3 separate regions of the Mus musculus genome follow, and regions 1 and 2 are each linked to region 3. Evidence: chromatin loops called from intact Hi-C (ENCODE). Cell type or tissue: heart. All regions are shown on one strand. Links, peaks and the distances in the headings refer to the core of each region. The heading gives the core; the rest is flanking DNA. Region 1 holds the start of Itpripl1 (inositol 1,4,5-triphosphate receptor interacting protein-like 1). Region 2 holds the start of 1810024B03Rik (RIKEN cDNA 1810024B03 gene). Region 3 holds the start of Blvra (biliverdin reductase A).

The links. Peaks named below come from ENCODE experiments on the same cell type or tissue, not always from the same donor. Only the 100,000 strongest peaks of a DNase experiment are listed, where the experiment ranks them.
Region 1: it touches region 3 in a loop (2.2-fold over the local background); 6 of 42 quality-filtered maps call a loop at or near these places.
Region 2: a loop joins it to region 3, with 5 times the contacts of the local background. A loop is called at or near these places in 4 of 42 quality-filtered maps.

Annotation. Positions count from the first base shown.
Region 1 is chr2:127,135,230-127,145,226 of GRCm38, forward strand. It overlaps Itpripl1 (inositol 1,4,5-triphosphate receptor interacting protein-like 1), which reads right to left and starts at 8,228. Exons shown (of 2, transcript NM_001163527.1): 1 at 7,986-8,228; 2 at 3,540-6,985. The coding sequence starts at 6,971. The coding sequence ends at 5,328. It overlaps Gm35347 (a long non-coding RNA gene), which reads left to right. Exons shown (of 3, transcript XR_374955.4): 2 at 2,689-2,989; 3 at 3,396-3,514. In heart, for the core only: CTCF peaks have their summits at 2,927, 4,585 (motif pointing left) and 6,924 (motif pointing right); DNase peaks (open chromatin) are centred at 2,992, 4,042 and 7,012; H3K4me3 peaks cover 465 bases; H3K27me3 peaks cover 1,319 bases.
Region 2 is chr2:127,202,610-127,212,606 of GRCm38, forward strand. 1810024B03Rik (RIKEN cDNA 1810024B03 gene) reads right to left here and starts at 5,671. Exons shown (of 2, transcript NM_198630.2): 1 at 5,566-5,671. It overlaps Snrnp200 (small nuclear ribonucleoprotein 200 (U5)), which reads left to right and starts at 5,777. Exons shown (of 45, transcript NM_177214.5): 1 at 5,777-5,929; 2 at 6,365-6,528; 3 at 8,085-8,256; 4 at 8,991-9,183; 5 at 9,740-9,795. The coding sequence starts at 5,885. In heart, for the core only: a CTCF peak has its summit at 3,931 (motif pointing left); a DNase peak (open chromatin) is centred at 5,692; H3K4me3 peaks cover 2,169 bases; H3K27ac peaks cover 1,325 bases.
Region 3 is chr2:127,067,219-127,077,215 of GRCm38, forward strand. Ap4e1 (adaptor-related protein complex AP-4, epsilon 1) reads left to right here. Exons shown (of 21, transcript NM_175550.3): 21 at 1-2,596. It overlaps Blvra (biliverdin reductase A), which reads left to right and starts at 3,439. Exons shown (of 8, transcript NM_026678.4): 1 at 3,439-3,512. In heart, for the core only: a CTCF peak has its summit at 3,542; a DNase peak (open chromatin) is centred at 3,443; H3K4me3 peaks cover 1,729 bases; H3K27ac peaks cover 1,633 bases.

The DNA.
Region 1 (9,997 bases), core at 2,208-7,207, 69 kb after region 3:
CTTGGCGTTCCCCTGTACTGGGGCATATAAAGTTTGCAAGTCCAATGGGCCTCTCTTTCCAGTGATGGCCGACTAGGCCATCTTTTGATACATATGCAGCTAGAGACATGAGCTCTGGGGTACTGGTTAGTTCATAATGTTGTTGCACCTACAGGGTTGCAGTTCCCTTTAGCTCCTTGGTTACTTTCTCTAGCTCCTCCATTGGGGGCGCTGTGATCCATCCAATAGCTGACTATGAGAATCCACTTCTGTGTTTGCTAGGCCCCGGCATAGTCTCACAAGAGACAGCTATATCAGGGTCCTTTCAGCAAAATCTTACTAGTATATGCAATGGTGTCCAAAAGTTACTCTTTAAAGCTAGTTTTTGCACCACTTTAGAATGAGGCAGAGTGTTTAGAATAAGGCCCCAGACCTTAGCACAACTGACTCCATGACAGTTTGGACTGTTAAACTTTATCATTTAGATAGGAGCACCTGCCAAATACCTACTCCATCAAAGTCCACAGTTCTGGGAAAGTCTCTAAATGTCCTAACTTTGTTTTTTAGCTTCTGTAGTCCCACTTCTGGCTAACTGTTCATGTTAACTGAAGTATGTCAACCCAGAACATGGTTTTTGTTCTTAAAAGTTCACAATGAAGCTGGGCATGGGCCTTTAATCCCAGCACTTGGGAGGCAGAGGCAGGCAGATTTCTGAGTTCGAGGCCAGCCTGGTCTACAGAGTGAGTTCCAGGACAGCCAGGCGATACAGAGAAACCCTGTCTCAAAAAAAAAAAAAAAAAAAAAAAAAGGAAAGAAAGAAAAAAAAATCACAATGAGAAAGGCTCAGGGCTACACTGAAATCTTGAACACTCAGTACAGGCATCAGCCGGCTAACAAAGACTTTCTATTGGCTTAAACCCACTTCCAAGCAGTCCTCTCTGGCAGACGCCCCACAACAATAGGATTATGTGGAGAAAAGATCACAATGTCCCTCACCTTCCTAAATGCTACTGTCAGCCACCCAGGACTGGACACTCCCCACCTCATCTGGTACTGAGCTTTTTGCCTCTGAAAAAAATCTCTGCAGGTCCCTCACCTTTTCATCCACATCACCTTGCTCAGCTATGATCTCCTTCCCAGTGAGCCCAGAGTGGCATTTGCCAAGTGTAAATCTGACCTCACTCCCATTTGTCTGCTTACCACAGCATCTTCCCAGACGTCTAAAACCCCTTCAAAGATTCCATTGTTCTGGGAACTTCCAAAGGGACCTACAATGATTTACAGCCCCCCATTCCATCCCTGTGCTCGCTGTCTCTCTCTCTTACACACACAGGTTCTTCAGCCTTGCTTTGAGCTTGGCACCTCCCTCCTTCATCCACCTTTTTTCATACTTGTCTTCATCCTACCTGCTCCTAGCACATTTTTCTGTATGCATGCTCTCTTCCACTTAGAAGTCTCTCCAGGCAGAGGAAGGCGGATTTCTGAGTTCAAGGTCAGCCTGGTCTACAGAGTGAGTTCCAGGACAGTCAGGGCTACACAGAGAAACCCTGTGTGTGTGTGTGTGGGGGGGGGGTCTCTCCATCTTTATCTTCCTCCAGTTAGCTCCAGTCAGGTTTTGGCTCTTACCATTTTCCCAGGAAAGTATTCCTGGAAACATGGAAGGCTCCTTATTGGAGACTTAGATGTTTAAACTAAGAGCAACAAGCACTGGAGGGGTAGTGGGTGGCTCTGAATTAGAGGCCCCTGAAGAACTGGTTTGGAACCTCTGACAAAGGAAAGATGCTAAGTGACCCACTGGCTGAAGCTGGAGGCTATGCTATGCCGAAGCAATAATGAGCCTCCTAAACTGACTGCTTGGCTCTGTGCCAGCTCCATACCCAGTGTCGACAGGCCAAGCATGCCCAGGCAGGTCTTTCACGTCCTACTCTGAATGCCTCCTTTGTTTCAGAGTTAAGGCTATGAAGGGTGCCAAAAGATTAAGTGATTTATCAGTAGCATCAGAGGCACATGAAGCTCAGTTCCTCTCTTTGTACAGAAGTGAAGTACTCGGCCCCTCCCCCACTTATAGGCTGCCAGAACCCCGACAGCACAACAGATTCTACTTCCTGAAAATCCAAAAGAAACAGCCTTAGTTTGGGTGAGGAACAACAGTTACCATTTGGCCAAACAAGCAACCTTTCGCTACAGATTTGCTGGCTTTTGCCCTAACAGTTTCTAATTTAAGTCATCAAGTTACTGAGACCAAAAGGGATTGCTGTTAAAATGACTTTTCAACATCCTGGCCCTATCTATGGTGGTGCATGCTTTTAGTCCAAGCACTCCTCACCTGTGTGAGGAGTCAATATGCCAATGCACATAAAATAAAAATAAATAGATCATTTAAATATATAGATAGATAATCCCAGCATTCCTGAGGCAGAGGCAGAGGCAGGTGGATCTTTGGGTTCAAACCCAGCCTGGTCTAGTACAGCCAGAGCTACACAGAGAAACCATGTATCCAAAAACTAAAAAGAAAAAGAAACGACATAAAAAAGGAAATTGCTTTACATTCTTCTCTCTATCTCTCCCCCACCCCCACCCTGCCCCCTTGTATGAAATAGAAATCCCTCATCTAAATCCTGGGCTATGAACTAGTAATTAATTTTAGAACTTTCAAACAATAACATACCGCCCTGTTCTTAAAACTAATATAATACATTTGCTTTTCAGAGCTATTGTACCGGTTCATCTTGTTTCATTCCAAAGCCCACAGTGGAAGGTTGCTAGGCGGGTACGTTATTCCAGGTGCCACTCACTAGGTGTGCGACCACAGGAACGTGCACACCCTCTCTGCGTCTCAGTCTCTCACATGCACAATACAGAGCCTGTGCGATGTGGTGGGCTATCATATAAGGAAGGAGTGAATTCCTACTGAGAACAGCAGTGCCTGCGCCACTCAGAGGACTCTATTCACATTACTGGAAGTGCTGCTGCATCCTGAGGGCTTGCCAGGTTCTGTATCAGAATCAAGGTTAGCATCCTATCTGGAGAGGTTCTCCATTTGATTGTTAAGAATATCCCCAGTACACTACAGATCTGTTCTTTCCATTACTCACCACCCCTACCCCCACCCCCACATAGACACATACACACACACACCCTGTACCTTCTGCCCCACCCAAGCTTTGCTGACTATTCCCTTTGTAGCCTTCCCCCCAACTCATAATTTCACGTTTTCTTTCTTGTCTGTCAGATGAGAAACAACCCTGCAGACGTAGCAATCACAGCACCGTCTTTCTGCCCCAGCAGACTCCTACAGCGTGCTGTTTGTAGTTACTAAGAGCTTTTAATTTAGCTGAAATCTGGGTTTAGGCACCGTGGAAATTAATAACTTAGACCTTCCTTAACTTTATGAGTTTTTTTTCCCTCCTGGCCAGTGGCCATGCCACTGGAAACCACAGGGCAGACTGGTTCAAGGTGCATTGAGAAACACCAGGATACACCAGCCTGAGCTGTGAGAGTCACAAGAACTTCTTGGGAAAGGTATGTACCAGTGTTGTTAGTGAACAGATTCCAGTTCATACAGAGACCAGCCTCCATACATTTTTATTGGAGTTAATATAGAAGCAGATAGTTTTCTCAAAAGTCTACAGACATCTTAAAAACAGAATTCCCACCAGCACAGAGGCATCACCGCATCCTTTTACCTGGAAAGCAGGTAACATGGAGAATACTATACCTCTGTGTAGCAAGAATTTCAAAGATTGACATACGTTTCTAGAATTCTTTTATTTTTGGCTATGGTATGGATCCCTCCACAGAAACCCCAAAGGCTAGCATCTGATACCTCCTTCCTCACCAACTGCAGAGGGAAAGTCAAACGAAGGGCCAGGGTCTCCTTCCCAGATTTCCTGGCAGTGTTGGGTACAGAACAGCTTTGATACTTCAAAAACAACCACACCCATAACTATTTTTTTAATACTCAAGATGCAGGTTTTGGAACAAGAGGAAAACGTGACAGTCACCGACTACAATCAGGGCTCTTGGAACTGATCTACTTCACAGGCCTTCCTGCCCAGGCCTGGCAACCGGCCTGGATTGTGGGGACTCCTCGTTTCAAAACCACAAAGTTCAAGAAACCTCTGTGTCATCTTTGAAAAGAAAATGGAAAGCCATCACCAGAGGAACGCACAGTGAGCGGCAGCTCAGCCTTTCCATGTAACAAACAGGCCACTCTCTAGGAAACAGATTGTCCATCGTAGAGCCCCCAGAAAATCATCACCAGGAAGAGCTTTCTAATAGCGCTTCCAGGAACGAGGAGGGTCATCAGGTGTCGCTGGTTTCACTAAGTCTAGGAAACACATTTTCTTAAAATGGGATGAGTCACCACTAACTCATAATGAATCAAAACTAACAAATATTTGAGTACTCAGACACACAAAAACAGCTATAAATTTGTGTGCCAATGAAGAAAAAGAAAAGAATGGGGCTGGAAAGTTGGCTCAGTGGTTAAAGAGCACTGGCTGCTCTTCCAGAGGATCCAAGCTAAATTCCTAGCACCCACACAGCAGCTCACAACCATCTTTAACTCCAGGTCCAGGGGAACTAATGCCCTCTCCTGTCCTCTGCAGGTATTACATGCGTATGATGCATAGATTAGAATGCAGACAAAACACTCATACACATGAACTACAAATACATCTTTGTCTGACAGTGGCAGCATACACTCCCAGCACTTGGGAGGCAGAGGCAAGTGGATCTCTATAAGTTCAAAGCCAGCCTGGTCTATGGAGTGAGTTCTAGGACAGTCAGGGCTACACAGAGAAACCCTGTCTCAAAAAAAAAAAAAAAAAAAAAAAAAAAAAGAAAGAAAGAAAGAAAGAAAAGAAAAGAAACATCTTGGTTGTGCTTTCAAACCAGTCATGAAAACTTACATCTTGAAGTATAAACTGTGGCTGTCGCTTCAAGGGAGAAAGGTGGGAGGCATCAGTTTGGGTGGGAATTACGCTAACAGTGCAACACAAGCTGTTTCACAGGGAACACGGAGCCAGTCACAGAAAGAACTGAGCTAGCACGGAGGGATCGCTGGAGCTTTGGCTTCCAGGGTTGATACAAAATGCAGTTCAACAGGATCTCAGTGCCACAGCGGCAATCCCCTCCCATAACATTTGTTTTCACGCACTTTTACTTTCTTTAGGTCATGACTGAAATTAAGTCAGGAGATAAGCCCTCAGCCACCCCCAGCTCTCCCAGATCAGGCTCCACTGGCTGCAGCCTTCTTCCCACGGGCAAGGCGAAGGTCAGTCACATTTGCAGCCTGAGGAATCAGCAATACCTATCTACATGTATATATTTTAATGGTCTTTCCATTAAAGTCCTCCAGCCACTGGGGAGCAAGGTAGAGTTTTCACCTGGGCCAAAAGGTTGTGGAATTCCTCCACTGCCTGCGAGTGTGCCACTGGGTTTAGTACCAGGTGCTGGAAAAGATTGACAGGCTCAGCATTCCGAAATGCCTTAGGAATGGGTATGGTCAGGGGCAGGTAGGTGTTACCAATGAGGAAATGATGGAGAGACCTTTGCTGGAGGCCTCGGCCTAAGAACCAGAGGAGGTCCTGGAGGCGCAGAGAGAGCATACTGTGCTGCCAGTCTGTCAGAGGCAGTCGTAGCAACAAGTGCATGAGGGCTGTCTTGAAGTGGTAGGAGGTGAGAATGGGGCGAGATGCTCCCGGGGGTAAGATCTGATGGTCCTGAAGACTCAAAACGATCTGCAGGCACTTGAGGTGGCAGGTGTTCTCAGGGGCAAAGCGCCCCACCAGCTTCAGAAACAAGTGTTCACAAGCTGCAAAGGACTCAGGCCAATCCACACTGGTGAGCTGTTCTTGCTCGGGGGCCTGACTCACCAGGTAGACCAAGGTATCTTCCCGTTGCACCCCTAGAACCAAACTGATGGACAGAGAGCGGCCTGAGCGGTAACCCAACCTGAGCTTGCAGGAGGTGGTGGACGGTGGGAAAGTGAGCTTAAAGTCGTATTTGTGGGCCACTAGTGCCCAGGCATTGCTCACCATGTTTCGGAACCACTGCACGGTCTTACACACGTCCAGGTGCGAGCTGGTGCAGAGAGCTGCCTTGATGGAGCTAGTACACTTGCTCAACATGGCTGAGTGGTCCCTGTGGTGCACCAGGCACAACACATCCCCCAAGAGCTTCTCATGCTTGCACATGCACTCAGAGTCCACCTTCACACAGCCACAACGACGGCCCAGAGCCGGATCTCTCATCTCCAAGATAAACATAGTGCCCTGGGGAGGGACAATGGGCACCAGGACATCGAAATTCTGGGTCTCGTGGAGGGTTCCCCACTTCTCAAAGGCAGCCCCAAAGCCCAGGCAGTCCTCCAACTGTGGGTGAGCCTCCCGGCGGCTGAGCACCCGGCAGGCCTCAATGAGATCATCCACAAAGCTCTCCACAAACTCACAGGTGCAGGGCAGGTCACGGATGGCATTTTGGATATAATGTTTGTAAAAGGCTTCCAGGGCTTCCTGGGAGGGAAAATCAGAGAGCCGGGTGTAAGAGGAGACGGGCACGACACGGATCTCTTCCTCTTCCTCCTCGCTGCTGGACTCAAAGGCTGGCTCGTGCTGCATGCTCTGTCGTAGGAGCTCAAAGATGAGAAAAAGGCAAAAGAGGCCTGCATTCCACAGGTTTCCCAGTATCCAGCCCAGAGGCCCCCCATCTTGGCCACCGGCCTGGAAGGGCCATCCCATGTCCTTCTTCCCCAGCACTAACTGGTCACTGGATGTATCCCCTCTCCAGAAGTTCTCCACTTTCTGCTTCTGCTCAGCGGCTCGGCTCCTCTCTTCAAACTCCATCTCTAACTGCCGCATCTCCTCGCTCATTCGCTTCTCCAGCTGCCGACTCCTAGCTAGCGTGTCCAGGTCCATGCGGTCACTGACCATCAGGGGGTGGTGAACAACATACATCACTGCCAAGAACATGAGGCTTATCACAGCCATGGAGGCCTCTGCATCTGGAGGAGTAGGAGGGTGGGGATCAGTGGTGATTTCCGGGGCACATCTGTTCTCCAGCACAGAGTCCCCAGAGCCCTGGTACCTCAAATCCTGGATGCCAACTACTCAGGAGGAACAGAAAGTGCATAGAGCTAGGGTGGGAGTTAGCAAGAACGGTCCGCCTTGGGGAAAGGAAGTGGAGACCATAGGATGTACCCTGAGTCAACCTCTTTCCTTCCACATACCGTGGGTGGTGTTTAGGGGACATGAGACTGTTTTTATTCCAGTATAAGATGGGAAGGGGGACCCTTACAGTGGGGTGGCCTCACCCGACTCATCGGTCCACCTCGGGCCCCAGATATGCCCTGCCAGTCCCAGAGGCTCCCTTCCACAGGCAGAAAACACAGAATCTTGTTCGGGCAATGTCTTCCCCATCCTTGGGTAGCCAGCTTCAGTCCCTAGCTGCAGCATCCCACTTCCTCTGTGACTTCACAACCCTACCTTGTGTCATTAGACCACTTAACCTCACCACTCTGCCCTGCAGGTGCCAGACTTGGCACTGTGCTGCCAACTCCTTAGTATTACAGTGATGAGGTTCTGAGGCAGGCTAGCATATGGCCATCAGTCCAGCTGCACTTCTCAGTCCAGGAAAGTGCCTGCAGAATTCAGGGGCCAAGACCCAACTGACAGACAGTAGCAGAGATTCCCTGGCCCCATTGCCCAACCACTGAAACCTGAAGCTTCCGGCCTTCACCCCAGTAATTCACCAGCTATGGGGCTTCTTGAGTCATGAAAGGCAGTGCACCATGGCCATCGAGTTCAGGTGAGGGGCACTCCTCGCTTTGGAATTAAGCCCAACTGCCCCCTCCATGTTCAAAATACCCGAGCCACCGGCCCTGCTTCAAAGTGAAGGCCCCCCTCTACCCTTAGTAACTTCCCCCAAACTCACCCATCTCTCCTGACCCAATAAAATACCCAAATTTAAGGGTTTCTCCTGGAACTAGGGGCTCAGTTACTCACGGTCTCAGTTAGCAGGAGAGCGTTCTTAAAGAGACAGCGCGACCTGGCCGCCCTCGCCTTCTTCCGGGCGTACGCGATGCTCCCAGTTCATACTCCACACAAACTGAGAGAGTCCACCTGACGAGCTCTTTCTGGGTACAGACCATGTCTCCGAGGTCCAAAGTCTGCGGGCAGCGGACTGCAGCGACTACCACGCGGTGCTGGTCCCGGCGGACTCCAGCAATCCACAGCGGTTCCCGCCTCAGGGGTTCCGCCCCGACAAACCCCACCCCTTGCTCGAAGCCAAGAGGCGGGGCCCAAGGCAGGGACTCTTCCAGAGCTGGGGCCCTCCCTCCCTATGGGGCCCTTCCTCCCTATGGGGCCCTCCCTCCCTAAGGCCTCACACCTTTTTGTTTCTAGTCGTCCCCCCTAGGGTTTGAAGGGACAGCAGAGCATCTGTGGCCACGCGCTCACAGCTATTCTGCTTCATTCCGTGGCACAAGGCTGAAGTGCCTGCTGCCACTCCCACCAAGTTTCTTTTACCAGGGCAATGTGTGCTTATTGAGAATTTGGGTGGGAAGGTGAGAAAGAAATTAAGGACTGGGAAAAGCCATTCTCACTTCCCTCTGGCTCTATGCAAGGTGAAAAAGGAAATGAGATGTTTTTAGGCACCACTAATAAGCCTCACTCGATGGGAAGATGACTCATTTGGGTACAGAGCCTGTTGCCCAAGCACGATAATGTGAGTTTGGGTCCCCAGACATCCACCTCTAATCCAAAGTTTAAAAAATGGAGCTAGACAGAGCCACTGAGCTTAAGTGACTGGTATAAGGTTTTATTAAGAGACCTTGTCTCAAAGTAGAGATCTCTAAAGACGATGATTTTGCACCCAGGTGCACAGGAGGCAGGTCCGAGCATACACATGCAATACTACACACACATGCACAGGTATATGCATACCCCACTATAGACGTCACTTCCCCAAATCAGGTATCTTTCCCTAATCAAAGTGACTCTTAGGAAAGGACATCTGTCACTCAAAGACCTGCCTTGGAGCATTGTTTGTCACTTACTAGTCACATAGAGGTAAGAACCCTAAACCTAGCCAGGCAGTGGTAGCACATATGTTTAATGCCATCACTCAGGCTGTAGAGGCAGGCACCTCTCTGAGTTCAAAACCAACATGGTCTAAAGAGAGAGTACCAGGACAGCCAGAGCTACACAGAGAAACCTGGTCCTCTAAAACAAAAACAAAAAACAAAAATTCCTAAGCCTTCAGGCAGCTCTGCTGATCCTACGTCCATAGCAAAGAGAACTTCATAAAGTGTGAAGGCACGACAAGGCTTACTACATGTTAAGAAACCCCAACAAGAGGCTGGAGAGATGGCCTAACGGTTGAGAGCACTGACTACTCTTCTGAGGGGACTCAGGTTTGATTCCCAGCCACTTGCATGGTAGTTCACAACTGTTTGTGACTTGTGCATGCAGTGAACATACATATGCAGGCAAACACACCAATACACATTAAATAAATAGATAAAAAACAACAAGGGGCTAGAGAGATGGCTCAGCTGTTAAGGGAACTTACTCTTCTAGAGGACACTCATTTGGTTCCCAGCAGCTACTAAGTGGTTCACAACTATCTGTAATTCCAGTTCCAGAGAATCCGACAACCTGACACCCTCCTTTTATTCTATGGACTTAGGTACAGAGTTCATGTGGGCAAAACATACACAACTTTTTAAAGTGAATCAGTCTTTAAAAAAAAAAAAATTCCACCAAGCTATCTCACTTAAAGATCACACTTGAATTAACAAATATCTCTTTATCTCATTTATCTCATTATCTCATTATCAGTGAACATCTTTTGTTTCCACCACCACCACCACTTTTTTTCCCCAACTTGTTTTGTTTTGGAGATAGGGTCTCACTACACTGAAGCCCTGATTGGTCTGAAACACAGAGATCTACCACCTCTGCCTCACAAGTGCTGGGATTATAGGTGTATACCACCATGCCCAGCTCCAAGTTGT
Region 2 (9,997 bases), core at 3,215-8,214, 140 kb after region 3:
TGTCCTAAAGCACCACCCCATAACAAATGGTGGGATTACAAAGATGATGCAATTGAAGCACTCAAAAAGTCTGTTTCATCTGTTTTATGCAAGTGTCAGGTGATCCCAGATGTTCACAATTAAGAAGATACTAAAGTTGAACATAAGCAATATCAAACACAGCATGGAATGAATTCATCTGTTTGTATCAATATCAATTCCTCCACAGTTCAAGGTGGGTACAAAACATGGAGAAAATCTAACTTAATTAGCTTAAACAATTCTCAGTCGTTTTCTTTGAGTTGTTATGTTCTTGTATCTTGGAGCTCCTGGATGGAGTCTTCATACATTTCTCTATCCATGACCAACTCGCTGGATCTGAGTTGATGTGAATAGACCTACTTGGGACCAAAGGGACACATGGCCTTGCTCTTGCCTGATGCACCTGCTAGATCCCTAGGCCTGGAGAGTGCAGGGTTGTCACTGTAGCTGTTGCTATAGCTTGAGCTTCACCATTCAACAAATTTGATTGAGAGTCTATAGCATGAACTTTTTCTAAAAAGAAATATACTTAGTCTTCAGGAATATTCACCTACCTACCTCTAGCTTGATCATCTTCACCTGAATTCTTTTATCACAGATGCCCTCTGCCAACCATTCCTCATGCTTTAAAGCCTTCCAGAAGCCCTTTAGCACAAAATTTGGATTTTCAGCAATGTTTTTCTTAGGAACTCTGGCTAACATAAAGCATTCCAGGTTTATCTCTAAGTAACTCAGACAGACCTCTTCCTCTGCTTTACCATACTCTTAGTTCGTCGGTGGCCAGGGGGTGGGGGTGGGGCTTTCTCACTTTACAGATACTGTTTCCTTGATGGTCACTCTGACCTGCAAAAGCCTTTTCTACAATATAAAGTTCTTACCCCCACCAAACTGCTCCTCACGGTTCTTAAAGTTCTTTACTGACCTGGATATTTGCTGGGTCAAACTTTGCTTAGCTCTTCACGTGAATGTTCTTTTATCTGTCCTCGTGAACTGGGGTTCAAATATAGTGTCTCTTATTCTAAGTTCCCTCAGAACTCAGATCTCCTGTTCCTGCTTCGCTGGTCTTCCAGCCCCTGCCATTTAGGGGGCCTTCAGATGGAGTTAGCCATGTGTTACTATTGGCTGTGATATGCCAATCTATTAGGCATGTACTTCCCTCAGACAGTCTCGGGTCATGCATTCTGACCCTTAATGAAGGATGGGAAGTTGTGTTTCTCAGTTTTCCTCCTTTCACAGCTGTCAGACTGATTCCATTTGATTTCTTTCTTGTCCCAAAGCCCCATGAGCTAGATTGCACCAGGCTCTTTTATTGCTAATTTAAAAGCTTTCCCTAATTCCTGAAGTTTAAGTGCTGAATATTTCCTGATAACCCTAGGTTCTTGTAAGAGGCCAACAGTAAGGCCCTTCCTGCTTTTTTTATTACAGATTTTTCTCTCCTTTCCCACCAAAGTTTGGACTTGAAGGGCATATTCTATTTCTCTTATCACCTTTATCTCAACTGTTCTTTTCCTCATTTTGTTGGCCAAACCAGAGGTTTAGATGAGGAGGATGCTAGCCATATCTCCCTTTTCCTATTTCAGTACATTCTTTAAACAAATGACCCTCACGATCATATCTGGTGGATGTGATATGGTGTTTCTTATACTAAATAAGTTTTCCTAGAGGTGTCCAGTTCCACACACAGTATGAAGTTTTTCCACTAACACCCTGAATCTTATAGTTGCCCTATATATATTTTGGCTACTCCACAACTTCCATTTGAATTGATGGAGAACCCAAAAGTTAAATGGCAGATTTTCTTCAGAATTCTATTTATCTGAGTCACATCTACAAAATGGTATAGGACCTAACTAATTAGTTATGTATATTGGAAGACACAGAGTCCCAAAATCATGTAAGTACTAGGAAACGTGAATGTGCCTTCATCAAGGAAACACCAGCCATTTCCTCAGAAGAAATCCCGAGAGAAGATCTACAAAATAGCATTAGAAATATTTTTAATCGCGTACCAAATCCAAGAATAAAAGCTTCTTTAAAGCAATGAAAATATGGCCATGGGTCGGATGCAGCAGGTTAGGTAGTGTGGTTGCGGTGGTGGAATTTGCTGAGCATTTCCTAGACCTCAGTAGGCATATCGGTGGCTTTTCCCAAGGTTGCCAAGACCCGGCAGCGAGAACACAAGAGAACGAAGCCAGCCTGGCTTTTGAAAACACCTGGGTTCTGGAAAAAAAGAAAGATTACAAACTTCGAGCAAATGACCATCATAAAAAACAAGATTTCTTCACAATTCTCTGGAAGAAGGCTCTTGAAAAAATTTCAGAAGAATTCTACATTAAAGTGACTCCGGCCAAAATCCAGGATGGAGTTCGTATTTTTAAAGAGAGCAAGGAAGAAGTAACAGCTGAGCAGCTAAGCTGATGAGAACTCAGAACATCAAGTACATAGAGAGGAAAAGGATTGCAGAAGCAAAGAAAATTGAAAGACTGAAATCAGAGCGCCATCTGCTGGATTTCCAGGGAGAAGCAGCAGAATAAGCACCCCCTTCCCTTCCCCTCTTCATCTCAAATGCTGGGATTAAAGGCCTGTCCCACCACCACCCAGCTGAAAATGTAACTTTTAAAGATAAAAAAAAGTTATATGTAAGAGAACTCAAGGCTCATTCTAGATTCCCTCCAGTGGCTTCCCAGAAGACAGGTAACTAGTGAGCAAGAGTGGACACTGATAACCTCATCAAATTACAAATGACACCACATCAGAGTCCCTTCCGCCTGGATGGAAAGGACTCCTTCAGGTACTTCTAACCACTTGTTCTGCAAAACTTCAAGAGCTAAATCTTAGATTTATATTTCTCAACTCAAACTTTTACCCACTTCTGAGGACACACTCAAATGGACTCCAGGAGAGCTGAGTAAATCTCATCTTCTATCACAGTGGTGAGTGAACACCATACACACAGAACTCAAACCATCCTCACAATATTTATACCTCTCTCTTCCCATACCTCTAAAACCCTTTTAGATTTATATATATATTTTTAAATTGTCTAAGTTACCTGGAGTTTTCCTTCGTGTGTTTCCTAAATGATAAGAAATCTAAAGGTGCTCACTGCATCAGAGGCCACAGAAAAATGAAACGGGAGAACTGATTTCATAGAGTTGTCCTCTGATCACTACACGTACACCGTGGCACTTGCACCCCACCACACAAGTCACCCTGTCTTGCACAAATCATACATATATACACCCATTAAATTTAAATAACAGTAATCTTAATTTTAGTGAAACTACATATGAGGAAGATATTATCTCTCACCATGCTTTTGTTGTAGTTACTTGCTTATCTACATGTTTTTCCTTAAACTAACTCTCCAACCTTAAATAATGAAAAAAAAAATAGGGCTGGAAAGATGGCTCTGCTGTTACGAGCATTTGTCGCTCCTGCAGAGTACCTAGGCCCAATTCCCAGCACCCACATGGCAGTTGACAACTATAACTCTAGTTACAGGGGCCCTGGTGCCCCTTTGTGACCTCCCCACACAACAGAAAATACAAGTAAATATTTTAAAAATAGAGGCTGGTGAGATGGCTCAGTGGGTAAGAGCACCCGACTGCTCTTCCAAAGGTCTGGAGTTCAAATCCCAGCAACCACATGGTGGCTCACAACCATCTGTAATGAGATCTGACGCCCTCTTCTGGAGTGTCTGAAGACAGCTACAGTGTATTTACATATAATAAATAAATAAATAAATATTTTAAAAAATATATTTTAAAAATATTATCCAAAGGGGATAAAGAGGTGGCTCAATGGTTAAGATCACTGACTGCTCTTCCAGAGGTCCTGAGTTCAATTCCCAGCAACCACATAGTAGCTCACAACCATCTGTAATAGGATCTGGTGCCCCCTTCTGGTGTGTCTGAAGAGAGCGATGTTTGCAGTTACGTAGAATAAATAAATAAATAGAAAAAAATTATAATTTTTAAAGTTATTCAAGACTGTCAACACTTTCATAAAATAATTCTCTTATTTTCAGTATAACATTCAGTTTTTAAATTGACAAGGGCACTGGGCGTGGTGGCGCACACCTTTAATCCCAGCACTTGGGAGGCAGAGGCAGGCAGATTTCTGAGTTCGAGGCCAGCCTGGTCTACAAAGTGAGTTCCAGGACAGCCAAGGCTACACAGAGAAACCCTGTCTCGAAAAACCAAAAAAAAAAAAAAAAAAATTGACAAGGGCTTATTTTATATCTTCCAAGTGGAACTCCATTTGGGAAGGTAACTATATTTGAAATGCAAATTCTTAGACCCCCTAAACGATAAAACTTCTTCCTACTAATAAAGAAGAAAAAAAGTAAATGAGTCCAACCTAGGGTTACTATGCTGCTCTTACTGTTAAATATGATAAGGTACAGCTTGTCACAACCATCCATAGCTGCAGCCACGGTGTTTATGAGTTGGAGGCAGGGGGATCAAGAGTGCAAGAGAAGTCTCTGGATAGCAAGTTTGAAGCCTGCCTGGACTCCAGGAGATCTTTTCTCAAAAACCAGATAAGGGCTAGAGAGATGGCTTAATGGTTATGAACACTGGCTGCTCTTTGAGAAGACCTGGGTTCCAACCCCTCCACACACATGGCAACTCACAACCTATCTGCAGCTCCAGTCTCAGGGGATCTGACACCCTCTTTTGGACTTCGTGGAAGTCTGCATGTAATGATACACAAACATACATGTAGCCCAAACACCTATCTACATAGAATAAAATGTAAATGATAAACCAAACAATAAAAAAAAATTGCCAGCAAAATGGCTGGGTGGATTAGGACACAGACTTAAGGTTCACTCGTGCTTATTAAATATCAAGGGAAAGCAGAACTCACTGTTTTGCTTTCAGTGTTGTGTAGAGAATTATGAAAAGACTAAATACCACCTTTACATAAAAGGTACCACTACTGCTGAATAAAACTGAATAGTAATTCCATACATATTATTTATTTTTCATATATTTCTTTAGTAAAACATTCGTGTCACATTGAGGAGGACAAAGTTATACATATGCTGTAATCCGCACACCTAAAGTCCTGACAGGCTGTGACAAAAGATTGGGCACAAATAGTTCTTCCTCTACCGTCAGTCAGCTGACACAGGGGAGAGTCTTGCGGAAAGGGGTTTGGGGTAGAAATCCAGTCGGTTACTAGAACTAGGTACATGCTAACTTGCTTTTTTTTTTTTTTTTTTTTTTTTTGTCTTTTTGTTGTTGTTTTGGTTTTTTGTTTGTTTTGTTTTGTTTTTCGAGACAAGGTTTCTCTGTGTAGCTCTGGCTGTCCTGGAACTCACTTTGTAGACCAGGCTGGCCTCGAACTCAGAAATCCACTACCTCTGCCTCCCGAGTGCTGGGATTAAAGGAATGCGCCACCATGCCTGTCTTGCTAACTTGCTTGAACCTTCAGCTTCCTTATCCCTTAGTTTCCGTTTGCCTGCATGTCTGCCTGCCTCACAGGATGGCTGGTATGAGAAACCAAAAGAATTACAGAAAGGGACTTTCAACATACGCTTAGGGGTTGGGCCTTGGCTCTGTCGCAGGTAGAGATGCCTGGAACCACAATTTGCACGCGCGTGTGTCTCGTCGGTCAATGGAATCCTTGACCCGGATGTACTACTGTACATCTCCGCAAACCCCGCCCAGAAGCAGTGGTTAGTAACCGGAAAGTCTCACGTTTAGCGGGCGTCCCGGAAGCGGAAGCAAGTCCGTTTCTTTTCTCCGTCCCTTACGTTCGTCCTGCGTTGTACCTGTTGTGCCAGGGCGGTTCGCTGAAGCGGTTCGGAGCGTGAAGAAGAGTGGAACCCTGAGTTCCCGGAGCATCAGCAGCCATGGCGGATGTGACTGCCCGCAGTTTGCAGTACGAGTACAAGGCGGTGCGTGTGGTCTCGAAGGACCGGTGCAGACAGGGGAGGTCGTGGACAGCCACGGACACTTGAGCGGGAGATCAGAGCTGGGTGAAGGATGGATTAAAACACGAAGGAAAAACCCCGTGGAATTTGGGGCGCTTGAGAATTTAGGAGTTGGGTTTTCCCCAGCCCCCTCAGCGCTAAACTCGCACCTTCTTCTCTTTACCCGCAATGTGCCCAACATTTTACCCAAATGTGGGCTGTTGTGGATGCTCTTAGGAGCGCTGGTCGTTCACCTTCTCAGACAGCAATAGTGCTCGCGCATCGTGTAATGCTATGTTATTTCTTCTTAAGAGCATGATTTTTTTTTTATTCCACTGTTTTCCCATCATCTGCTGTCACTGTAATAACAGGATTCAAAACTATACATATCAAAGTTTTGATAAAGTATGATCTTTTCAGAACTCAAATCTTGTGCTCCAAGCTGACCGCTCTCTCATTGACCGGACCCGCCGGGATGAACCGACGGGAGAGGTTCTGTCCCTGGTTGGGAAGTTGGAGGGAACCCGAATGGGAGATAAGGCTCAACGGACCAAACCACAGATGCAGGAAGAAAGACGGGCCAAGTAAGTACTAAGGGGATGCTGGATGCTATTTTTCCATCTAATGTAAAGCCCATCTTTAGCATTAGAGCAGTAGTTTTACTCAAGTTTATATGGAAGATGAGTGGTGTGTGCACAACAACCAAGGTTTAGAGCTTCTTTGGATTTAGGTGTAATGAAGTGGAACAAAATCTATTGATACCTTTTACTGACTCGTTTCTGATTCATAGATGTTAATTTTCTTCCGGTTATCTTTTTAAAAGATCTGTTTTATTTTTAATTACGTGCATGTGTATGTTCGTGTGGGTTTGTGCACACGTATGCAGATGCCTGTGTGGAGGCCAGAGAGGGTTTGAGAGTCCCTGGAGCTAGAGTTACAGGAGGTTTTGAGTTACCCAGTGTGGGGCTAAGAACTGAACTTGGGTCCTCTTGGAAAGCAGTACTGGGGTGAACAACTCGACTCTTCTCTCCAGCCCCATCCCCGACTGTTTTCAGGACTTGAGTTAATCTCCTCTCTGTAATTCACCTCCACCATGTTGTTACAAGCTTCTCTCCCCAACCCTTCTCTCCTTTTGTTGCCCAGCACTTCCTGATGATTTCTGTTGTCTTTTCATGTTGGTGGGTTCATTTCAAAAGTTAAATACTACTTACTTTATTTTGCCTGCCTTGCTTTTCTTTTCTCTTCTTCTCTTTTCTTTTCTCTTCTTTTCTTTCTTCAGAACAGAGTATCTTGCTCTGTAGACCAGGCTGGCCTTAAACTCAGAGATCCACCAGCCTCTGTTTCCTGAGCACTGGGATTGGAATTAAAAGTCCTGTGCCACCACCTCCCGGAAAATTGTGTTTTCTTTCCCCTCCGTCCCTCTCTCTCTCCCCTTTTAAAAAATATTTATTTTATGTATATGAGTACACTATAGCTCATCTTCAGACTGTAGCTGCCTTCAGACATGAAGAAGGCACCTCAGAAGAGGTCATCGAATCCCATTACAGATGGTTGTGAGCTACCACGTGTTTGCTAAGAGTTGAGCTCAGGACCTCTGGAAGAACAGTTAGTGCTCTTAACCGCTGGGCCATCTCTCCAGCCCTCTCCTCTCTCTTACTATGGAGTCTTAACAATCCCCAGGCCCTGTTTGATTTGAGTGCTTATGTTTTAGAAGAGCTTAATTATTGTTCCTTGGTCCTTCAGTTTTCAGAGTCTGACGTCTTTTCTAGTTGTTTATTGGGAGTCATTAAGAGTAAATTCCACTGGAGCCTAGTTTCTCTCACTCCTAAAAAGTGATGGATGCATCTAAGGTTAAAAAAAAAGTCTAAATCATATTATAAAATCTCATATGGATATAAAAAGATGTACATTTTAAGATAATGGAGACTGTATCTCATTGTAACAGCATATCAGAAGATGGCACATTTTCTTTCTATAAATCTGTCCCATAAAGAAGTGCTTCTTCAAATCACTAAGGTCTGGTAGGAGTTAATCATTTTGATTCATGTTCCTGCCTTCACATATTAGACGTATAGAAAGGGTAAGCTTGGCTTAGGAATGGCCAGTTCTTCCATTCAGCATCATGTTGTATGTCCTTTAGGAGGAGAAAACGTGATGAGGACCGGCATGACATGAACAAGATGAAAGGCTACACGCTGCTGTCTGAGGGCATTGATGAGATGGTGGGCATCATCTACAAGCCTAAGACGAAGGAGACCCGAGAGACCTACGAGGTGCTGCTCAGCTTCATCCAGGCTGCGCTGGGAGATCAGGTGAGCCAGTCTTACCTCTGGATTTTCCCAGTAGGATGGGGAGGGCAGTACCATTCGAGCAGAGAAGTAGTGAACATGTTCCAGGTCAGAGGCAGGCTGCTGAGTGCCTCTTTCACCTAGAGACATGTGGCAAGCTGTTGTGCAAGTTGTCTTCTGCTTCTGAAGACCACCTATGCCCCCACGCCCAAGCGCTCGGGCTGTCTCCAGGAGCTCACTAGTTTTAAGCACATGAGGCAACACTGTGTTAAGTCCTCAACAGCTCCCTCTAGGCTTGAAGGTTGCTTTTGTTTGTTGGTGTGAGATGAGGTCTCCTGCAGCTCAAGCTGACATCATACTCACTATGTATTTAAGCATGACCTTGAACTTTGGTTTTGTTGCTGCTTCCCATGTGCTAGGATTGCAGACTTGTGCCACTGTGTCCTGTTAACGAGTGTTCAAAGCCCAGGATGCTGCATATTTTCTTGTTTGCTTTGTATGTATATACACCATATAGCCCCAGTACCCTTAGCAAAAGAGGTTTCAGATCTCCTGGAATTTGAGTTGTGATTTTTCTTTTGAGCCATCATGTGGGTGCTGTGAATTGAACCCAAGAGCAAAAGCAACGCAGTCCTAACTTGTGAGCCACATCTCCAGCTTGTGTAGTTTTGAAGATGCATGCTTCTTTACTTTATATTGTCACAAAGCTGGTCAGTGCCCTTCTACATATTATTGTTGTACGTTGTTTGTATTCTCAGCCTCGAGATATTCTTTGTGGAGCAGCTGATGAAGTCCTGGCTGTGCTGAAGAATGAAAAGCTTCGAGACAAGGAGAGAAGACGGGAGATTGACCTGCTGCTGGGTCAGACAGATGATACCAGATACCATGTGCTGGTAAACCTGGGCAAGAAGATCACAGACTACGGTGGCGACAAGGAGATACAGAATATGGGTACCTGAGCTCTTTGTGTCCAGACCATGTTTTGTGGTTGTTGGCCTTTCTGTTGAATACTCAGCATCTTTGTTAAAATTTTAGAATAGCATTGTTTCCATAGCTTATGTTGTGTTGCTTAAAGAGAATGGTGATCTGCAGGCCTTTTGGCACAGGCTTATCCCAACAAGTCAGCCTGGTTTGCATAGCAAGTTCCAGCTGCAGGGTTCCTAAGCAAAACCCACCTAAGAAGAATAAAGTGGAGAGTTATCTCTTGATGTTTGGTTGTGAGCCTTATCCTTTAGTAGCTGAACTATCTCTGCCACCCTGGCAGCCATTTTTAAATTGAGACCTATTGTGTAGACAGTGAGAGAGAGCAGGGAGGGCTTAGGAGCTGAAGAAGCAGAGCAGGGTAGAATCCAGGTTGGCAGGCTTGAGAGGCCTTGGTGCTTGTTTTCGTGTTGGTTAAGTCTGTGTGTTCTGGCCTGAGAGTAAGCAAGCCAGGCAGCTGAGGAAATGGGCTTGAGTGTCTCCACACTAACCACTGCCCTCTCTTTGTAATCCCACATCTCCTCAGATGACAACATTGATGAGACTTATGGTGTGAACGTGCAGTTTGAGTCTGATGAGGAGGTGAGTGGCTTTAAATGGATCCCTTCTGTTGTGTGATGTTACCAAGGTAGTGGGAGCTCTTCTCATAAACTGAAATTCCTAGCTAAATGCGTTTTACAGTGTTTTGTGGTATACTTACAAATTTTGTGTCATTCTGCTTAAGAAGTTATTGTGGTTCACGTTAGGTTCTTTTAGAAGCTAATCTAAACTAGTAGGTGTACAC
Region 3 (9,997 bases), core at 913-5,912:
CCATGGCATGCTGGCTGTTAGGCAAACACAATCTCTGGCTTTTACTTTTTAACTTGTTACACTTAATTTTCAGTAATTTGACCATAAAGTATATCTGTTTGCTATTAGACCCTTTTTGCAGTTAAAATTTGTGATCATAGTATAAATGGCCAATTGATTATTTTTTTTCTGGTCCTTAAATCTACTAGTATTAAGTGGATGTTACTGAGTAGTGACTATGTAAATATATCCTACAAATACTTCGGCAAAATATATCATTTAAATGTTATATTTATGCTTCTAGGCCCTCTATTAGTAAAAGAAGAGATTATGCCTTGTGTGTGTGATGGGCCAGAATCTTGAGATTGTATATTAACTGAAATAGTATTTTATAAAAACTAATGGTGCTGTGGGAAATATTTATTTTACCCTTTTTGGTACTTCACCATTGAAACTATTCAGGTAATACAACTTAAGTTATTCTTAGTGGTCAGGCACTCTGGTTTTACGTTATCTCACCAATACTTGCTGTAAAGATGCTGAGGAGGAGGCCAGGTGGTGGTGGTGGTGGTGATGCACGCCTTTAATCCCAGCACTCGGGAGGCAGAGGCAGGCGGATTTCTGAGTTCGAGGCCAGCCTGGTCTACAGAGTGAGTTCTAGGACAGTCAGGGCTACACAGAGAAACCCTGTCTCAAAAAAAAAAAAAAAAAAGATTCTACAGAGCTGTCATCCATAGTTAGAACAAGACAAAAAGTTATATTTTTTGTATTTTTTAAGTTAACTTTTAAGATAGTCATTCATAAATGTAGCATTTTGTTAACGTCGCTCTTAAATACATGCAGTTAAGCCTTGCTGAGAGAGGAGGGTGACGGAATGTCCTGCACTTTGGGTTTCTCCCTTCAGAAGAAGGAAGACTGGATGCATCAGCAGCCTCGGCACTGTCGGGATAGAGGGTTTGGAAGCAGCTGCTCCATTAGCTTGCTCTTCCTCTTTATGTTGCCATTCCCAGCCTTCCCTGCTCCTTACCCAGGCTCGCCCTGACTTTATCAAGCAGTGCGGCCATGTGGTGTAGGACGGGCTCCTTTGTGTATTTTTTCAGGCGTTTCTGTGGTCACTGAGTTTGGTCAGTTGTGGAGCAGGGAGAGTAAGGTATATAAAATCACAGTGACATCTGTCCGAAGGATCATGGTTTTTGCTTTCTTCTGCTTTGTTATAAGGGATGGTTATGAGAGGACTCTACTGGCCTGTCTAACAGCGCATGTGTAAACAGTAGGTTTGGGGTTGAGGCATGACTTCAGATCTGCCAAAGAGAACATAGTGTCACTTTTGTTCTTTCTGAACTCATTAAATAAAATGTAGAGTAACAGGGTTTCTACAGAAATGTTTAATACAATGTTTACAATGTTTATGATTTTAATAAACTAATAATAATAGAAAAGAGTAGATATTTTAAAACTTTGGACCAGTACATATTCTATCTAAACTCACTGCATTATATTCTGAATCAGGCATCGTCAACCTTTTTGATCACAAAATAGGGAGAATTTTAGGTCTAGTTCTTGCGTGGGGCCATCCATAACACCTAGTCTCTTTACTTTATAATCAGCCAATGAGGGTAGCGCTTAGGGGAAGAATGGCTGTGTGCTGTGTGCCGGGCACCATTACCAAGAATGGAGGGCAGCAGAGCCAGGCTGGGGACAGATAAAGGAGGACAGGAAGAGCATGAGAGCAGCGGAAAGGAGGTGGCCAGGCTCCTAGCAGTCACCCAGGCGCTCAGCAGAAGAGCGGCCACTCAGGGTATGAGAGGAGCCTGTCTTACCCTTCCCTACAGAGAAGCTGTGGGAGGAGCTGAGCCATCTGAGAGCCAGTGTACAGGTGTGCCCAGCGCAGCATGTGCTCTGCAGGGGAGTGTTGGCTGACGTGCTAAGCTCTTCCAAATTGACTTATAAAAGTACAGTATTTTATTTTCATTTAACTGTAGGTTCTTTTATTTTCTATGGCTAAACATGATCATTGTCACATGGTAAGCCATAAGAAGTGCACTGACCCTATTCATGTGTCTTTGAGCTGTTTTCTTATGTCAGAACTTTAGGAGAGAACAATGCAAGTGAATAGCAACGTAATAAATGATGCATTTTTTTTTTACTTTGTTTTGGCACTGGACTGTGTAAATTGAAATTTTTTAATTGAATGTATAATAAAAACATCTGTGCTTTTTGGGGTCTGTATGTTCTTTATAATTTAAGTAGATGAAAATTATTTAATCAGTATATAGATAGGTTTCTAAATATATAAATACAACTTGCTCAGTCTGTATGTTTGTTTTTGCATGTGTGTTATATGCACATGTTTGTGTGGCTGTACATATAATCATGTAAATGTTCATGTTTCAGAGGCCAGAGATCAACATCAGGTTTCTTCCTCACTATCTTATTAGTTTTTAACTTTTAAAAATATGGCTTATTCATACATAGGTGCTTGGTGCTAGCAGAGGTCAGAAGAGCCATCGGTTCCCCTGGAACTAGAGTTAAAGAACAAATGGTTGTGAGCTGCCGTGTGAGTGCAGGAAATTGAACCCAGGTGCTCTGCAGGTTCTACAGCACAACAAGAGCTCTTAACCACTGAGCTATTTCTCCAGCCCCTGGTCACTCACGGAAGACGTGAGCTGCCCAGCCCACAGGGTATGCACTACCATACCCAACTAATTGCTATTATGTTTAAGGTCACTCTGGCTGCTGTATGGGTGGAAGATTACAGGGTGATCAGGAAGGGGTCAGTTCTGACTTCTCAGATGGCAGATGATGGAAACGTTAAGAAGTGGTCTGACTCCAAGTTAGGCTTGTAATTGTGCTCCATGCCTTGTCTGGAGTGAGGACATTTATCTCACGAGAAACAAAGATGATTTTTCGTCGCCACCAACCCTGTTAGTTTCATCAGTTTTGTCAAGGGATAAAAAAGGGTAAATGTCAGTGGACTTGGAACAGACTCCAGCCCTACAGGTCAAAGCGTCCTTCAGATGCCTCCCTCTTCTCCCTTACCCTTGGTACACTTTCCTCGCACAGCACTCTGATTCTCCCCTCAGTGCGTCTACTCTTTCGCCATTCCCAGGGTGAGACCAGGCTGTTCCTGGGAAAATGCTGTTTCCTAGCCCTGAAGACAGGGAATTACAAACACTGGTTTTCTGGAATCCTCGCTCCTTACAGGAACAAGTTTTTGTGTCAGATCAATTATGTTTGAGCCGCAAAACTAAACAAGGTCCCGAATATACCCAGGAAAAAAAAAAAGCCCTAGTTGCATTTGGCGCGAAGGGAGCTGACAAAGTAGCGACACCACACCAAACAAGTGCAAAAACACAGCAGCTCGTAATTTTCCCCATTCAGCAGCATGGGCCGCGGGACTCACGGGAATTGCTCGGTCAAGGCTCCGCCTACCATCTGGACAGCCAATCGAATCCTAGCAGCGCTCTGTCTGTAGCTGCTGGGACGCTGCAATTTGGGCGCGCTGAAGCGGAAGCTCGTGAGCCGCTGGTAAGGTGAGCTCTGGCCGGGAGGGGCGCGGGGCTGAGCGCACGACCCTGAGACGGGAGGCCAAGGCCGATAGGGGCCGCGTGCCCGCCATCCTTTCGGGACCCCGGAGCGCCCTGGCCGCCAGCTTCTCTTTGCGGAGCCCTTCGCAGGCCGGACCGGGGGGGGGGGGGGCCTCCTCTCAGGAAGCGGCATTCCCGAGTAAAGATGGTAAAGAAATTAAATCTCCATCTCGTTTAAAAGTGCTGATGGTTTCCGGCCTTACCTAGATGAGGCTGGTAGGTGTATCGTGCACTGACTGGGGGACTGAGCCCCCCACCCCCACCCCTACCCCCGGTTTGACAGTGTCATATCCAGAATGATGACTTTGAACTCTGGAGGTTGAGAGTTTGCGCCAGGTGTGTCTTTTATAATCTCTCCTAGCTGTACTTTATTCTTTGAAAACTGAAAGAAAGAGTGTTGGAAGACCCTGTGAGGGTTGAATTTTAAGTCGCTTGCTTATCTGAAGAACTCAGAGATAAGGCTGAGTTTAGGTCCTACTAAAAACAGAAATTAAAAGGCCAGCGGTGGTGGCGCACACCTTTAGTCTTTAGCACTTGGGAGGCAGAGGCAGGCAGATCTCTGAGTTAAGGCCAAGCTGATCTACAGAGTGAGTTCCAGGACAGCCAGGGCTATACAGAGAAACCCATTATGTGCAGTTTTGGATCCAGATATTTTTCTATTTAACATTACATAATTCCAGTTTTGCATCTTACAGCTGTTATGGGTTTGGGGTATACTAGCTAACCTCTTGGTGTATCAGTGTCCTCATTTGTACAAGTGGGGATAAAGAGCATGCTTGCTCGGTAGGATAGCTATAGCTATGTAAGGCCACAGAATGTTCAACCTAAGATTTTATAAATATTAGCACTCACAATGCACAAAGCAAACACTATAGCACTGGAAAGTTCCCCCCATAATTAATGAAGTTTCTATATTACTTCCAAGAATTTCTTAAATTGTTCTTACTGAATAATTTGAGTTCTTACTGAACTAGAGTTCATTTTTATTGTAATAGGTTGTATTAATAAATATTCAGATCCCTTTCTTCCATTCTGCATTGCAGAGTAGCACATATTGAAGCCACGTGGTAGACAAAGTATTGTCAAGGGCCTTCTTGATGGCTAGAAAACTGAGAAATATGTGTGGCTAACTATACTTGAACTTTTAGAACTAAGGAACAAATTTTGCTGAAACTTAGTACTCAGAGACAAGTATTGTTGCTATTTTGATGTATATAAATTATATACATCTGTATAGCTATTATGTTTTACTTCATAGGTTTTGTTATAAATCAAGGTTGAGGCAGAAGAGTTGCTGAGAGTGTGAGGTCAGCCTAGGCCACAGAGTGTGTTTCGTGCCTCCCTGGGCTACAAAGTGAAATCCTTCCTCAGAAACAAAATTCACACACAAATCCTGAAAAACGGAATAAAAGGAAAGAACTGTTGTTGGCCTGCATTGTAGAAAAATGGGCAGAGTTGAGGATATCCATGAGAGAAGGGTGGCAACCGGGAGTGAACATCAGCAGACTGCTGTCTCCGCGGTGCATGGACGGTGCTTGGAAGGTGCTTGGAAGGTGTAGGGGGTCTCAGAGCAAGGCTGGGGTATGGCAGAGGAGCCTGAGCCCTTCCATGCCTCCTTCAGGGCTGTAGCAACTGTGGCCAAATGCAGCTTTGGTGATGAACTGTTAGGAGAGCTGTGCAGGTGAGGCATAAGTAATCCTGTCTTCCTTTCTTCACTATTCAGTGATTCTTAGTTGGCCAAACACCATTACCAAAGGAGCCAGTCTCTGTGTCCCTGCAGTCTGGAGGTTCTCAAAGATAGGCTAAGCATTTGATATCTGTTTGCTTTGTAAAGTGTATAATATTAAGGCTGGAGAGATGGCTCAGCAGTTAAGAGGACTGGCTGCTTTTCCAAAGGACCCAGGTTCAAATCTCAGCACTCACATGTCAGTTCACGACTGTCTGTAATTCCAGTTCCAGGGGACATGACACCCTCACACAGATATACATGGAGGCAGAACACCAATGTAAATAAAAAATTTAAAAAACATTATTTGTGTGTATGTGTGTGTGTGTGTGTTTATGTATGTACATGCCTGAGGATGACAATACAAGGTGACAAATCCCCTGTAGTTGGAGTTACAGACATCTGTGAGTCACCTTACATGGGAGCTGGGAACTGAATTCTGACCCTATGCAAGAACAGCAAATGCTCTTAACTGATGAGCCATCTGTCCAGAACCATGTTGTGTGGCTGCTGTTATTAATGAAAACATGTTACCTGTAGATCTTAGAGTTTTGGATGTTAGCATATCCTTTAACTGCTGATCAATCTCTCCAGGTCTTAACTGGAGATCTCTATAAAAATGTAATAATTACGATTTTTAATGTTAGAAGCAAAAGTTAGACCCAAAGATATTTTGCTTGTTTAAAAGTTTTGATTCTTTTGGTCTCTTGTTTTTGAAAAATTGCTTGGTATGATCAGCAGGTTCTGATTGGTTCAAATGGCTCATGGTTTCCTGTAATTATCAGACCAAGTAGTTGTAGCATAGGGAAGTGAGATCATGACCTGGAACAAGCCTAAGAACTTGGATGGGGGGCCAGGCACAGTGAAGCACACCTTGAATCCCAGCACTCGAGGGGGAGAGGTAGGCAGATTGGGGCCAGCCTGAACTACAAAGCAAGTTCCAGGATAGTCAGGGCTATACAGAGAAATCCTGTTTCACAAAACAAATACAATAAAATAAAATAAGAACATGAATGGGACCCCAGAATGTCTGGATTTCATTCAAATAAGCTTTAAAATTGAGTTGAATGAAAAAATTTTTTTCGTTAAATATGGATATGCTCTCTATTTTAAGCTATGATAAGTACAGTTTAAATATATATTGAGATATCCATTATTCGGTAAGGGTAATAACCGAGCCAGCTCAGTCAGTCAGTGGGGTCGCCAGGGAGGGGATGAGGATTGAAAAGAAAAAGACAGACAACACCGTAACATGACTCGAGTCACTGCTGAGGCTGAAGCGGGTTTATTTTTTCCCTGTCTGTGATATTCAGGGACTTATCAAGATGGTCAAGATCTTTAGCCTACTTCCTTAACCTCGCCCAATGTCACATTCCTGCTAAATTTCTTGAGGCCGCACCAAGAGCTCTCTACTGAGTAACTTATACATATCACCTCATTTAGTAGATGTACATATAGATAAATCTAAATTATACATAGAAGAGAAAAGGTGAAAGATTTAAGTCTTATTTCTTATGTAACATGAGGATCTTCTTTTCCATCCACTTACCTGGAAATGACACGATTCCATCCTTCAACTCCACTGTAGAAGGTAGACCCTTTGAAATGAAGATGGAAAGAACAAATGAACCCTGAATCAGATAAGAGAGGCTGGTATGGAAGACTGGGGAGGTGAGAGGAGCTGGTATGGAAGACTGGGGAGTGGTAGCTATTGCTGGCCAGTTGGATGGCTGAGGTAAGAGTGAAGGCATTATGTCTGTTTTGTATTTCGCACTTAGGCCCCAGAGGCAAGTAGTTTCTTGGCTTTGACTAGTTGAGCCTCAGCCAAGTTTGCATGTACCTATCTGTCCTCCTAGGAACAGAAGAGATGCTAAGAACTCTCAGTTAACCAGACCAAGCCAAACACTTGCAATCGAGTCAAGAGAATTACAAAACAGCATGTCAACTCTAGAGGAGCCATCTAAGCAGAGTATCTGTCCTGCTGCAGGATATTTGATCACACTGTAAACCCAGAGAGAGTGTGTTATTTACTGCAAAAACCTGTCTCTAGTTGTGTGTGGTTCAGCCTTAGCACACACCTTTAGTCCAAGAACTTTCTTCATAAATATTGTAAACAAGATTAAATAAAATCAGTCAAGTGACAGGAAGTGAACATAGAATTTTTTTTAATTAGGTATTTTCTTCATTTACATTTCCAATGCTATCCCCAAAAGTCCCCCATCCCCCCCTCCCCTACCCACCCACTCCCACTTCTTGGCCCTAGTGTCCCCTGTACTGGGGCATATAAAGTTTGCAAGACCAAGGGGCTTCTCTTCCCAATGATGGCCGACTAGGCCATCTTCTGATACATATGCAGCTAGAGACACGAGCTCCGGGGTACTGGTTAGTTCATATTGTTGTTCCACCTATAGGGTTGCAAACCCCTTCAGCTCCTTGGGTACTTTCTCTAGCTCCTCCATTGGGGGCCCTGTGCTCCATCCAATACCTGACTGTGAGCATCCACTTCTGTGTTTGCCAGGCGCCAGCATAGCCTCACAAGAGACAGCTATATCAGGGTGGTCCTTTCAGCAAAATCTTGCTGGCGTATGCAATGGTGTCAGGGTTTGGAGGCTGATTATGGGATGGATCCCCGGGTGTGGCAGTCTCTAGATGGTCCATCCTTTCATCTCAGCTCCAAACTTTGTCTCTGTAACTCCTTCCATGGGTGTTTTTGTTCCCAATTCTAAGAAGGGGCAAAGTGTCCACACTTTGGTCTTCGTTCTTCTTGAGTTTCATGTGTTTTGCAAATTGTATCTTGTATCTTGGGTATTCTAAGTTTCTGGGCTAATATCCACTTATCAGTGAGTACATATCATGTGAGTTCTTTTGTGATTGGCTTACCTCACTCAGGATGATACCCTCCAGGTCCACCATTTGCCTAGGAATTTCATAAATTCATTCTTTTTAATAGCTGAGTAGTACTCCATTGTATAAATGTACCACATTTTCTGTATCCATTCCTCTGTTGAGGGGCATCTGGGTTCTTTCCAGCTTCTGGCTATTATAAATAAGGAGGCTGTGAACATAGTGGAGCATGTGTCCTTCTTACCAGTTGGAACATCTTCTGGATATATGCCCAGGAGAGGTATTGCAGGATCCTCCGGTAGTACTATGTCCAATTTTCTGAGGAACCACCAAAAATCAAACTGATTTCCAGAGTGGTTGTACAAGCTTGCAATTCCAACAATGGAGGAGTGTTCCTCTTTCTCCAAATCCTCGCCAGCATCTGCTGTCACCTGAATTTTTGATCTTAGCCATTCTTACTGGTGTGAGGTGGAATCTCAGGGTTGTTTTGATTTGCATTTCCCTGATGATTAAGGATGCTGAACATTTTTTCAGGTGCTTCTCAGCCATTCAGTATTCCACAGGTGAGAATTCTTTGTTTAGCTCTGAGCCCCATTTTTTAATGGGGTTATTTGATTTTCTGGAGTCCACCTTCTTGAGTTCTTTATATATATTGGATATTAGTCCCCTATCTGATTTAGGATTGGCAAAGATCCTTTCCTAATCTGTTGGTGGCCTTTTTGTCTTATTGACAGTGTCTTTTGCCTTGCAGAAGCTTTGCAATTTTATGAGGTCCCATTTGTCGATTCTTGATCTTACAGCACAATTCTATTCAGGAATTTTCCCCCTGTGCCCATATCTTTGAGGCTTTCCCCTACTTTCTCCTCTATAAGTTTCAGTGTCTCTGGTTTTATGTGGAGTTCCTTAATCCACTTAGATTTGACCTTAGTACAAGGAAATAGGAATGGATCAATTCGCATTCTTCTACATGATAACCACCAGTTGTGCCAGCACCATTTGTTGAAATGCTGTCTTTTTTCCACTGGATGGTTTTAGCTCCCTTGTCAAAGATCAAGTGACCATAGGTGTGTGGGTTCATTTCTGGGTCTTCAATTCTATTCCATATGGTCTACTTGTCTGTCGCTATACCAGTACCATGCAGTTTTTATCATAATTGCGCTGTAGTACAGGAACATAGAATTTATTTAGAAAAAACCATAGAGAGTAAGAGGGAGTTAGGAGGGTGGTGAGAGAGACACACAGGAAGTAGATGGTTTGATGGGTTTTTTAAATCAATATTTTTAGAGAAGATCTATTTTATGCATGTGAATATACAGTGACTCTCTTCAGACATCAGATACCATTACAGATGGTTGTGAGCTACCATGTGATTGTTAGGAATTGAACTCAGGACCTCTGAAAGAGCAGTCAGTGCTCTTAACCGCTGAACCATCTCTCCAGCCCCCTGACGGGTTTGTTTGTTTGTTTGTTTGTTTTGTTTGTTTTGTTTTGAGAAGGCATGAGGAAAAGGCATTGCTTCTGGGCTGAGGAGGAAGGTCAGCTGGGTGCTTTCTCTGCCTCTTTGATCCGGCTCCCTGGTCTTCATTGGTAAAAATCAAATAGCAGCCCTTTTCACATGAGACAGTTTTGCATTGTTCCATGTTACGAGTATATAAAATAGATGTAAAGATAAGTCATTCACTGAAAAGTATCAAAGAATGAATTTTTAAAGACTTATTTCAGCTGGACAGTGGTAGTACATACCTTTAATCCCAGCTCAGAAGCAGGCAGACCTCTGAGTTACAGGACAGCCAAGGTTACACAGAGAAACTTTGTCTCAAATCACAAGAAAAAGATGTCTAGACAGATGTGCGGTACTGAG